2 separate regions of the Homo sapiens genome follow, and region 1 is linked to region 2. Evidence: read pairs that join two places in POLR2A ChIA-PET (ENCODE). Cell type or tissue: endothelial cell of umbilical vein. All regions are shown on one strand.

The links. Peaks named below come from ENCODE experiments on the same cell type or tissue, not always from the same donor. Only the 100,000 strongest peaks of a DNase experiment are listed, where the experiment ranks them.
Region 1: POLR2A ChIA-PET joins it to region 2 with 9 read pairs; 1 of 35 experiments calls an interaction of 5 or more read pairs at or near these places.

What each region holds. Positions count from the first base shown.
Region 1 is chr7:75,562,248-75,567,247 of GRCh38, reverse strand. It overlaps HIP1 (huntingtin interacting protein 1), which reads left to right. Exons shown (of 31, transcript NM_005338.7): 10 at 3,985-4,060; 11 at 4,173-4,313. Among named protein-coding and RNA genes, the nearest start is that of SPDYE5, 72 kb to the right of the region's middle. In endothelial cell of umbilical vein, no CTCF peak of the experiment used is centred here; a DNase peak (open chromatin) is centred at 1,907; H3K27ac peaks cover 1,655 bases.
Region 2 is chr7:76,416,648-76,421,647 of GRCh38, reverse strand. It overlaps a transcript of ZP3 not described here. Among named protein-coding and RNA genes, the nearest start is that of ZP3, 5.8 kb to the left of the region's middle. RefSeq lists a silencer at 222-516 and an enhancer at 222-516. In endothelial cell of umbilical vein, no CTCF peak of the experiment used is centred here; a DNase peak (open chromatin) is centred at 2,197.

The sequences.
Region 1 (5,000 bases), 850 kb after region 2:
TCTTGTCCCCAATTTGACATCTGTATAGCATACTTAAATCTCAAACTGTACTTTAGGTTTTCTCAAAAAAAAAAAACAAAAAAAAACCTTTCTCTCTCCATTCTGTTTTTGTTTGTTTGTTTTTGTTTTTGTTTTTGAGACAGAGTCTCGCTCTGTCACCCAGGCTTGAGTGCGGTGGTGTGATCTTGGCTTACTGCAACCTCAGCCTCCCCATCTCCAGTGATTCTCCTGCCTCAGCCTCTTCAGTAGCTAGGATTACAGGCGCCCACCACCATGCCCGACTAATTTTTGTATTTTTAGTAGAGACAGGATTTCACCATGTTGGCCGGGCTGGTCTGGAACTCCTGACCTCAAGTGATCTGCCTCCCAAAGTGATGGGATTACCGGCGCGAGTCACTGTGCCCAGCCCCTCCCCATTCTTTTCTATCTCAACAAATACTGCCATCATCCATTTAGGCCAGAGATCTGGAAGTCACCATTTTCCTCATCCCCCATGTCCAATCCACTAGCAGGTTTGGTTGATACCCTACAAATATGACCTGCTTCTGAGGTGGGATGGGAGACTGGACTCTGGAGGCAGGGCTTGGGCATCGGACCAAATTAAGGACAAGTAAAACAGGGAAAGGGCGGAAGCACCTCTGCATAAGACACACCTACCAGTGTGCAGTGACAGTTTACCATTGCTATGGCAACATCCGGAAGTTAGCGCCCCTTTCCATGGCAATAACCTGACAATCTGGAATTTACCACTTTTTTTCTAGAAATTTCTGCATAATCTGCCCCTTAATTTACATATAATTAAAAGTGGGTATAAATGTAACAGCTGCTATTCTGGGCTCACTGCGTATGGAGTAGCCCTGCGCTGCAAGGAACAGGACCTCCGCTGCTGGCTGTGCACTGCCGCCTCAATAAAAGTTGCTAACACCAGCCGGGTGCAGTGGCTCATGCCTGTAATCCCAGCACTTTGGGAGGCCGAGGTGGGCAGATCACTTGAGGTCAGGAGTTCAAGACCAGCCTGGCCAACATGGTGAAACCCCGTCTCTACTAAAAAATTAGCAGGGCATGGTGGTGCACACCTGTAATCCCAGCTACTCGGGAGGCTGAGGCAGAAGAATCGCTTGAACCCAGGAGGTGGAGGTTGCAGTGAGCCAAGATCACATCACTGCACTCAGGCCTGGGCGTCAGAATGAGATTCCATCTCAAAACAAAAACAAAAACAAAAGATCTTTACTTAGGCTGGGTGCAGTGGCTCACACCTGTAATCCCAGCACTTTGGGAGGCCGAAGCAAGTGGATCGCTTGAGGTCAGGAGTTTGAGAGCAGCCTGGCTAACATGATGAAACCCTGTCTCTACTGTAAATACAAAAATTAGCCCTGTAATCCCAGCTACTCAGGAGGCTGAGGCAGGAGAATTGCTTGAACTCAGGTGGCAGAGGTTGCAATGAGCTGAGATCATGCCACTGCACTACAGCTTGGGCAACAGAGCAAGACTCCATCCAAAAAAAAAAAAAGGAAAGGAGGGGAGGGGAGGCGAAACCAGGCAAAAGGGAAGGATAATAGAGTGAGAGTTGGGAGGACAGAGGGGGCTGAGAAGGGCCTCCTGACTTAGCTGTGTAAAAGTGCACTCTCTTGTTTTTCCTGTTAATTTCCTCACCCTTGACCATAACTCCCAAATGCCAAGTTTCAGCTTCTCTGCCTGGTTCCCCAGGAGCAAGCGAAGGACAAGTGTGTGGTTGTACCCACCTCCTGGTACCCCTGTTCCATTTGAGAAGCCGAGTACATATTCTGTGATAAATGGCTTCTTTAGTCCAAGGAGACAGGCCCTGAGGCTGATTTCCTGGAATGTCAAATTCCGGTAGCTTGTGAAAGCAGTTGAGCCTGTTACTGTTGGCTCCAAACCAGCAAGATGGGGATGTGTGGTCAGGTGATTTCATTTCCTTTCATTTGCTTCTAGCTTAGAAAAACATCTCCCCTGAGTAGCCACTTTGCTGTTCCACACAGACACGGCTGCTGTCTGAGACCTCACTGTCCTTGAATTCAGGGGAAGCAGCAGTGATGTCACAGAGACAGAGACAGGCCTAAGTCTTGGGATCTGACAGGCTGTAACGAGACCCTGGGGGTTTCGTTTATTGGACTAAGCTGGAGAAAGTTCATTGTTGCAGGCCAAAGGATTTAAGGCCCATGTACCCCTTTCATCTCAGAATAGATGTAGTTAACTCCAGCTACTCAGGAGGCTGAGGTGGGAGGATCGCTTGAGCCCAGGAGGTTGAGATTGCAGCAAGCCTTGATCGTTCCACTGCACTTCAGCCTGGGTGACACAGCAAGACCTTGTCTCTAAAAAAATTAAAACAGGCCAAGCATGGTGGCTCTCACCTATAATCCCAGCACTTTGGAAGGCCAAGGTGGGTAGATGGCTTGAGCCCAGGAGTTTGAGACCAGCCTGGACAACATAGAGAGACCCCATCTTTATCAAAAACACACAAAAAATTAGCCAGGTGTGGTGGCACACACCTGTACTCCCAGCTACTTGGAGGCTGAGGTGAGAGGATCCCTTGGGCCCAGGGAGGTCAAGGCTGCAGTGAGCTATGATTTTGCCACTATACTCCAGCCTGGGCGACAGACTAAGACCCAATCTCAAAAAAATATTTACAAATAGGCAGGGCACATTGGCTCACGCCTATAACCCCAACATTTTGGGAGGCCGAGACGGGCGGATCACCTGAGGTCGGGAGTTCGAAACCAGCCTGACCAACATGGAGAAACCCCATCTCTACTAAAGATACAAAATTACCCAGGCATGATGGCACATGCTTGTAATCCCAGCAACTCAGCAGGCTGAGGCAGGAGAATCCCTTGAACCTGGAAGGTGGAGCTTGCAGTGAGCCGAGATCGCGCCATTGCACTCCAGCCTGGGCAATAAGAGCGACACTCCATCTCAAAAAATAAACAAACAAAATAAAAATGAAGAATATATAAGTCTGGATTCTCTTAGGTTTCTTGGTCTTCAGTGTTTAGATTCAAAATAGAGATTTGAGAATGAGAAAAAGATGTTGATTTTGCCAGATGTGGTGGCTCATGCCTGTAATCCCAGCACTTTGGGAGGCCAAGGCAGTAGGATTGCTTGAAGCCAGGAGTTTGAGACCAGCCTGGGCAACACAGCAAGAGCCTGTTTCTACCAAAAAATTAAAAATTAGCCAGGCATGGTGGTGCATCCCTGTAATTCTAGCTACTCAGGAGGCTGAGGCAGAAGACTGCTTGAGCCCAGGAATTCAAGGCTGCAATGAGCTCTGATTGCACCACTGCACTCTAGCCTGGGTGACAGAGCAAGACCCTGCCTCTACAAAAAGAGAGAGAGAGAGAAAAAAAATATTGGTTTCTTCATGTGCATATCCACCCAAGATTAGGACATAGTACCAAACGATTGTAATTCTCCAAGTGTTTATTGAACGGCTGCCCTGTCCCTGGCATTATGGGAAACAGCTCAGCGGAGCTCAGTCCCCACTTCCCAGGAACTTATAGTCTTAATTGTGGAGAGAACAAATAGTCCAAAAACAAAGAGAAGTAATGAAAGAAGAGAGCTACCTTTGTAGTAAAATTCCCTTCCCTTTTCCTATGGTTAGATGGCTTATCCTCAGAGAAAGTCAATTTCTTTTAATGTTACTCTAAACCAAACACTCCTCGGAAGTTAAATCTGCAAAATAACAACATGTGTTCTACAGCAATGAAGAAATTAGCTTTTTGATTATCTACTCTTCCAAAGGATTTGTAGCATGAATTACTCTTTCCTCACCAGCAGGTCACTGAGGACCAGCTTTAAATAATCCTCTGCAGCATCATAATTGAATCCCAGCACCATGGAGTTTATCTCCTTGACAGCCTGTGCCTTTGGGCTGGGGAGGGGGCAGGAAAGCCAGGTGGCTGCTCTGTCCCCTACATGGGGCTGATGAAGACACCCAGCACCCCTCAGGTCCTTCTCCACCCCTAGGTTGAAAGATCTGTTCTACCGCTCCAGCAACCTGCAGTACTTCAAGCGGCTCATTCAGATCCCCCAGCTGCCTGAGGTAAGCATGCCCAACCACACACCCTCGGCACTGCAGAGGCCCCAGGTACTCTCTTAAGGGCCGGCGGGGCCTGGCAAGCAAGCACTATTTGAGGATGTGTCTCCGTCTTCAGAACCCACCCAACTTCCTGCGAGCCTCAGCCCTGTCAGAACATATCAGCCCTGTGGTGGTGATCCCTGCAGAGGCCTCATCCCCCGACAGCGAGCCAGTCCTAGAGAAGGATGACCTCATGGACATGGATGCCTCTCAGCAGGTGAGGACCACTTGGGAGAGAAACTTGGCCTTTCCTCTCACCTGCAAGTACAGGGGAGAGGCTGGGGGAGACCCTGGCCAAAGCCCATTGACTCTAACCAGGTTCAGGCTTCTCTTCATTCACCTAGCACCAACCTAGGCTGAGCATCCTGCTCTGTGGCTCCCAGAAGGGTCATAAATGGGTGCAGTGGCTCACAGCTGTAATCCCAACACTTTGCAAGGCCAAGGTGGGAAGACTGCTTGAGGCCAGTTCAAGACCAGCCTGGGCAACATAGTAAGGCCCCATCTTTACAAAATTAGCCAGATGTGGTGGCACATACCTGTGGTCCCAGCTATGTGGGAAGCTGAGATGGGAGGATCACTTGAGCCTGGGAGGCCAAGGCTACAGTGAGCTGTTATCATGCCACTGCACTCCAGCCTAGGCAAGAGAACAAGAACCAGGCCCTAAAAATATAAATACATAAAATTAAAATAAAAAAATTATCCAGGTATGGTGGCACACACCTATACTTCCAGCTACTCAGGAGGCTGAAACAGGAGGATCACTTGAGCCAGGAGTTGGAGGCTGCAGTGAGCTATGATTGCACCACTGTACTCTAGCCTGGGCAGTAGAGCGAGAACCTGTCTCAAAAAAATTAAAAAAATTAAACAGGTCTGAACCGTTTAATTCGAGAAAGGGGGCATTCTC
Region 2 (5,000 bases):
ACTCCAGCCTGGGCGAGACTCCATCTCAAAAAAAAAAAAAATTATACATATATATGTGTGTGTATATATATATAATTTTAAAAAATTAAAAATCTGCCAGGCATAATGGCTCACATCTGTAATCTCAGCACTTTGGGAGGCTAAGGTGGGAGGATTGCTTGAGCCCAGGAGTTCGAGACCAGCCTGGACAATACAGTGAGGCCCCATCTCTACAAAATCAAAGAAATTAGTCAGGCATGTTGGCACACACCTGTAGTCCTAGCTACTTGGGAAGCTGTAGTCCTAGCTACTTGGGAACCTAGCTACTTGGGTTGCTTGAGCCTGGGAGTTCTAAGCTTCAGTGAGTCATGATCATGCTACTGCATTCCAGCCTGGGCAATAGAGTGAGACCTCATCTCAAAAAAATGTGGAAATGGCGGGGCGCAGTGGCTCACGCCTGTCATCCCAGCACTTTGGGAGGCTGAGACGAGCAGATCACGAGGTCAGGAGTTTAAGACCAGCCTGGCCAATATGGTGAAACCCCATCTCTACTAAAAATACAAAAAATTAGCTGACGTGGTGGCACACGCCTATAATCCCAGCTACTCAGGAGGCTGAGGCAAGAGAATCACTTGAACCTGGGAGGTGGAGGTTGCAGTGAGCTGAGATTGTGCCACTGCTCTCCAGCTTGGGTGACAGACTGAGACTTAGTCTCACTAAAAAAAAAAAAAAGTGGAGACACACACACACACACACACACACGTGGAAATATATATGTATGTGTATATATATGTTATATATAGACATAAATATAAAGAGATACAGGGAGAGAGGGAGGATATGTATCAATCTTTATATTGGCTGAACCTGGGTAAAAGGTAAACAGGTTTCTTAGTGTTATCTGTGCAACTTTCATCAGTTTAATTTCAAAATAAAAAGTAAAACAAAAAATAACCAAAAACATAAAAAACTCTCTGTGTCAGATTCAAGTGAGACAGAAGACGATGCTGTTAACCAAGTTCCAAAAGCAATTGCTAAAACAAAATATGAAGTTCCTAGGTATAAAACAGACAAAAAAAGATATGTAAGATCTTTGAGGAAAAATTAACAAAACTGTATTGGCAGTCAGAGTAAAGAATGTCTAAATTTACAGAGGTATTCCATGTTCATGGATGGGAAATGCAATATCATCACTATTTCAATTCTCCCAAAATTAATCTGTAATTTCTATCAAGATCCCAACATGTTTTAGCTGTATGTGGGCAGAGCTTAGTAAACTGATTCTAAAATTTATATGGAAGAGCTAAGGATCAAAAAGCCAAGGTTTTTGCAGAAAAAGAACATCTGGTGTGAGTGTGGTGGCTCACACCTATAATCCCAGCACACGATTTTGGGAGGCCGAAGCAGGAGGATTTCTTGAGGCCAGGAGTTTGGGAACAGCTGGGCAACATAGTGAGACTTTATCTCTATGAAGAAGAAGGAGGAGGTGGAGGAGGAGGGAAGAAGAGGAAGAGGAATAGGAAGGGGAAGAGGAAGGGGAGGAGGGGGAGGAGGAAGAGAAAGAAGAGGCTGGGTGTGGTGGCTAATGCCTGTAATCCCAGCACTTTGGGAGGCCGAGGCAGGAGGATCACTTGAAGTCAGGAGTTTGAGACCAGCCTGGCCAACATGGAGAAACCCCATCTCTACTAAAAATACCAAAATTAGCTGGGCGTGGTGTCGCGCGCCTGTAATCCCAGCTACTGGGGAGGCTGAGGCAGGAGAATCGCTTGAACCTGGGAGGCGGAAGTTGCAGTGAGTGAGCCAAGATTGCGCCACTGCACTCCAGCCTGGCGACAGAGTGAGAGTCTGTCTCAAAAAAAGAAGAAAGGGAGGAGGGGGAGGAGGAGGAGGAGGAGGAGGGGAGGGGGAAAAAAGAAAGAAAAAGAGAAAGAAAGAAAGAGATAGAGGGAGAGGGAGGGAGGAAGGAAGGGAGAGAGAGAGAAAGAGAACGAAAGAAAGAAAGAAAGAAAGAGAGAGAGAGAGAAAAGAAAGAAAGAAAAAGAAAGAAAGAAGGAAGGAAGGGAGAAAGAAAAAGAACATCATGAGACACACACCCTAACAGATATAAAAACATATTATAGAGCTATGGTAATTAAGACACATTGCTGTTAGGACAGAAAAGAAACAGTGGAATAGATGAGAGAGCCTAGAAACAGCCACGTGCATATGTGGAAACATGATACCGGACGGAGGAAACAGATGGACTCTTCAAGAAAAGGAGCTGTGTCAATTATTATCCATCTGGGGAAAAACTGGATTTCACTTCCCACATAAAAATGAATTCTAGATAGATTAAAGATCTGAATGGGAAAGAACAAAACTAAAACTTTGAGAAGAAAATATGATCTTCAGGGCAGAGTGAGCTGGAAAATATTTGCTAAATAAGACCCTACCCTCCAAAAATAATGCACAAATCATAAAGAAAAAGTGACTTTTTAGACCACTTTCATAAATAATGACCAAAATTATTATAACAATAATGACCATTTATTGCTTATTCTCAATACGGCAGGGACTAGACTGAGTCCCTTAATCCTGACACTCATCTAGGAAGGCACTATTTGCTCCATTTTACAGCTGAGGGAATAAGCACTCAGAGAAGTTAAGGAACTTGCTCAAGTTTGCACAGCCAATGAGGAACCAAACCAAGATTCAAGAGTCTCTCTGATACTTTCTGTTTGAGTTAACAACACCCAATGTGTACATTGGGGGAGCTATATCCAAAAAATAACTCCAATGCAAAGATGTGTTATTATTTTGGCCTTTTGTTTTCTGAGACAGAGTCTCCCTCTGTGGCCCAGGCTGGAGTGCAGTGGCGCGATCTCCGCTCATTGCAAGCTCCGCCTCCCGGGTTCACGCCATTCTCCTGCCTCAGCTTCCCAAGTAGCTGGGACTATAGGCGCCTGCCACCACGCCCGGCTAATTTTTTGTATTTTTAGTAGAGATGGAGTTTTACCGTGTTAGCTGGGATGGTCTCGACCGCCTGACCTCGTGATCTGCCCGCCTTGGCCTCCCAAAGTGCTGGGATTATAGGTGTGAGCCACTGTGCCCAGCCTTTTTTTTTTTTTTTTTTTTTTTTGAGATGAAATCTCGCTCCGTGGCCCAGGCTGGAGTACAGTGGTGCTATCCTGGCTCACTGCAACCTCCGCCTTTCAGGTTCAAGCGATTCTTCTGCCTCAGCCTCCTGAGTAGCTGGGATTACAGGTGCGTGCCACCATGCCTGGCTAATTTTTGCATTTTTAGTAGAGAAGGTGTTTCACCACGTTGGCCAGGCTGGTCTCGATCTCCTGACCTCAAGTGATCTGCCTGCCTCAGCCACCCAAAGCGATATTTTGGCCATCTTAAGGACTTTATGGACTCACTCAGATATTCAGTAGGTGTTTTAAAAAAATAGCACTATTCGCCAGGCAAAGTGGCTCACATCTATAATCCAAGCACTTTGGGAGGCCAAGGCGGGTGGATCACCTGAGGTCAGCAGCCTGGGCAACATGGCGAAATCCTGTCTCCGCTAAAAACACAAAAAATTAGCCAGGTGTGGTGACTACGTGCCTGTAGTCCCAAATACTTGGGAGGCTGAGGCAGGAGACCCGCTTGAACCCGGGAGGCGGAGATTGCAGTGAGCCGAGATTGTGTCATTGTACTCCAGCCTGGGCAACAGAGTGAGATTGTGTCTCAAAAAAAAAAAAAAAGAAAGAAAGAAAGAAAGCACTATTAAAGGCCAGACATGGTGGCTCATGCCTGTAATCCCAGTGCTTTGGGAGGTGGAGCTGGGAGGATCAATTGAGTCCAGGAGTTCCAGCCCAGCCTGGGCAACATAGCAAGACCCCATCTCTGCAAGAAATAAAGTAAAATTAGCCAGGTGTGGTGGTGTGTGCCTGTAGTCCCAGCTACTAGGGAGGCTGAGGTGGGAGGATCACTTGAGTCCAGGAGTTCAAGGCTGCAATGAACTATGATCACACCACTGCACTCTAGCCAGGGAGACAAGAGTGAGATCTTGTCTCGAAAAAAAAAAAAAGAATAAAAGAATAAATAGTACTTTTCTTTCTACGTGTCAACCTGGGAAGACAAAATACCTGGCGTGTGATGGAAAATAAGAGGAATCACAAATTTGAGAATGTGCCAGACACATATACATACATAGTGATGATCATTAATTCTACAGCCAGAATTCATTAATTCTGTTTCCAGACTTTAGCTGGAAGGACCTCAGTGGGCTGAGATTTAGCCCATTTTTTGCACAGTAAGGGATGCAATGAAAGTTAGGGATATGAGGCCGGGCACGGTGGCTCACGCCTGTAATCCCAGTACTTTGGGAGGCTGAGGTGGGCCGATAGCCTGAGGTTGGGAGTTCAAGACCAGCCTGACCAACACGGAGAAACCCTGTCTTTACTGAAAATACAACAAATTAGCCGGGCATGGTGGTGCATGCCTGTAATCCCAGCTACTTGGGAGGCTGCGGCAGGAGAATCGCGTGAACCTGGGAGGCGGAGGTTGGGGTGAGCCGAGATCGCACCATTACACTCCAGCCTGGGCAAAAAGAGTGAAACTCCATCTCAAAAACAAACAAACAAACAAAAACTGAAAGGGATATGAAAGGAAAGGGTCTCTGGAGTATATGGGGATGCTTTTCACTACCTCATCATTAAATGCCAAATTATATATATATATATATATATATATATATGTATGTATACATATGTATGTGTATATATATGTATGTATACATATGTATGTGTATATATATGTATGTGTGTATATATGTGTGTATATATATGTATGTGTGTATATATGTATGTATATGTATATATATATAGAGAGAGAGAGAGAGAGAGAGACAGCATCCTGCTCTGTTTCCCAGGCTGGAGTGCAATGGCATGATCTTGGCTCACTGAAGCCTGTGTCTCGCAGGCTTAAGCGACTCTCCCATCTCAGCCTCTTGAGTAGTTGGGACTACAGGTGCATGCCAGTACACCCAGCTATTT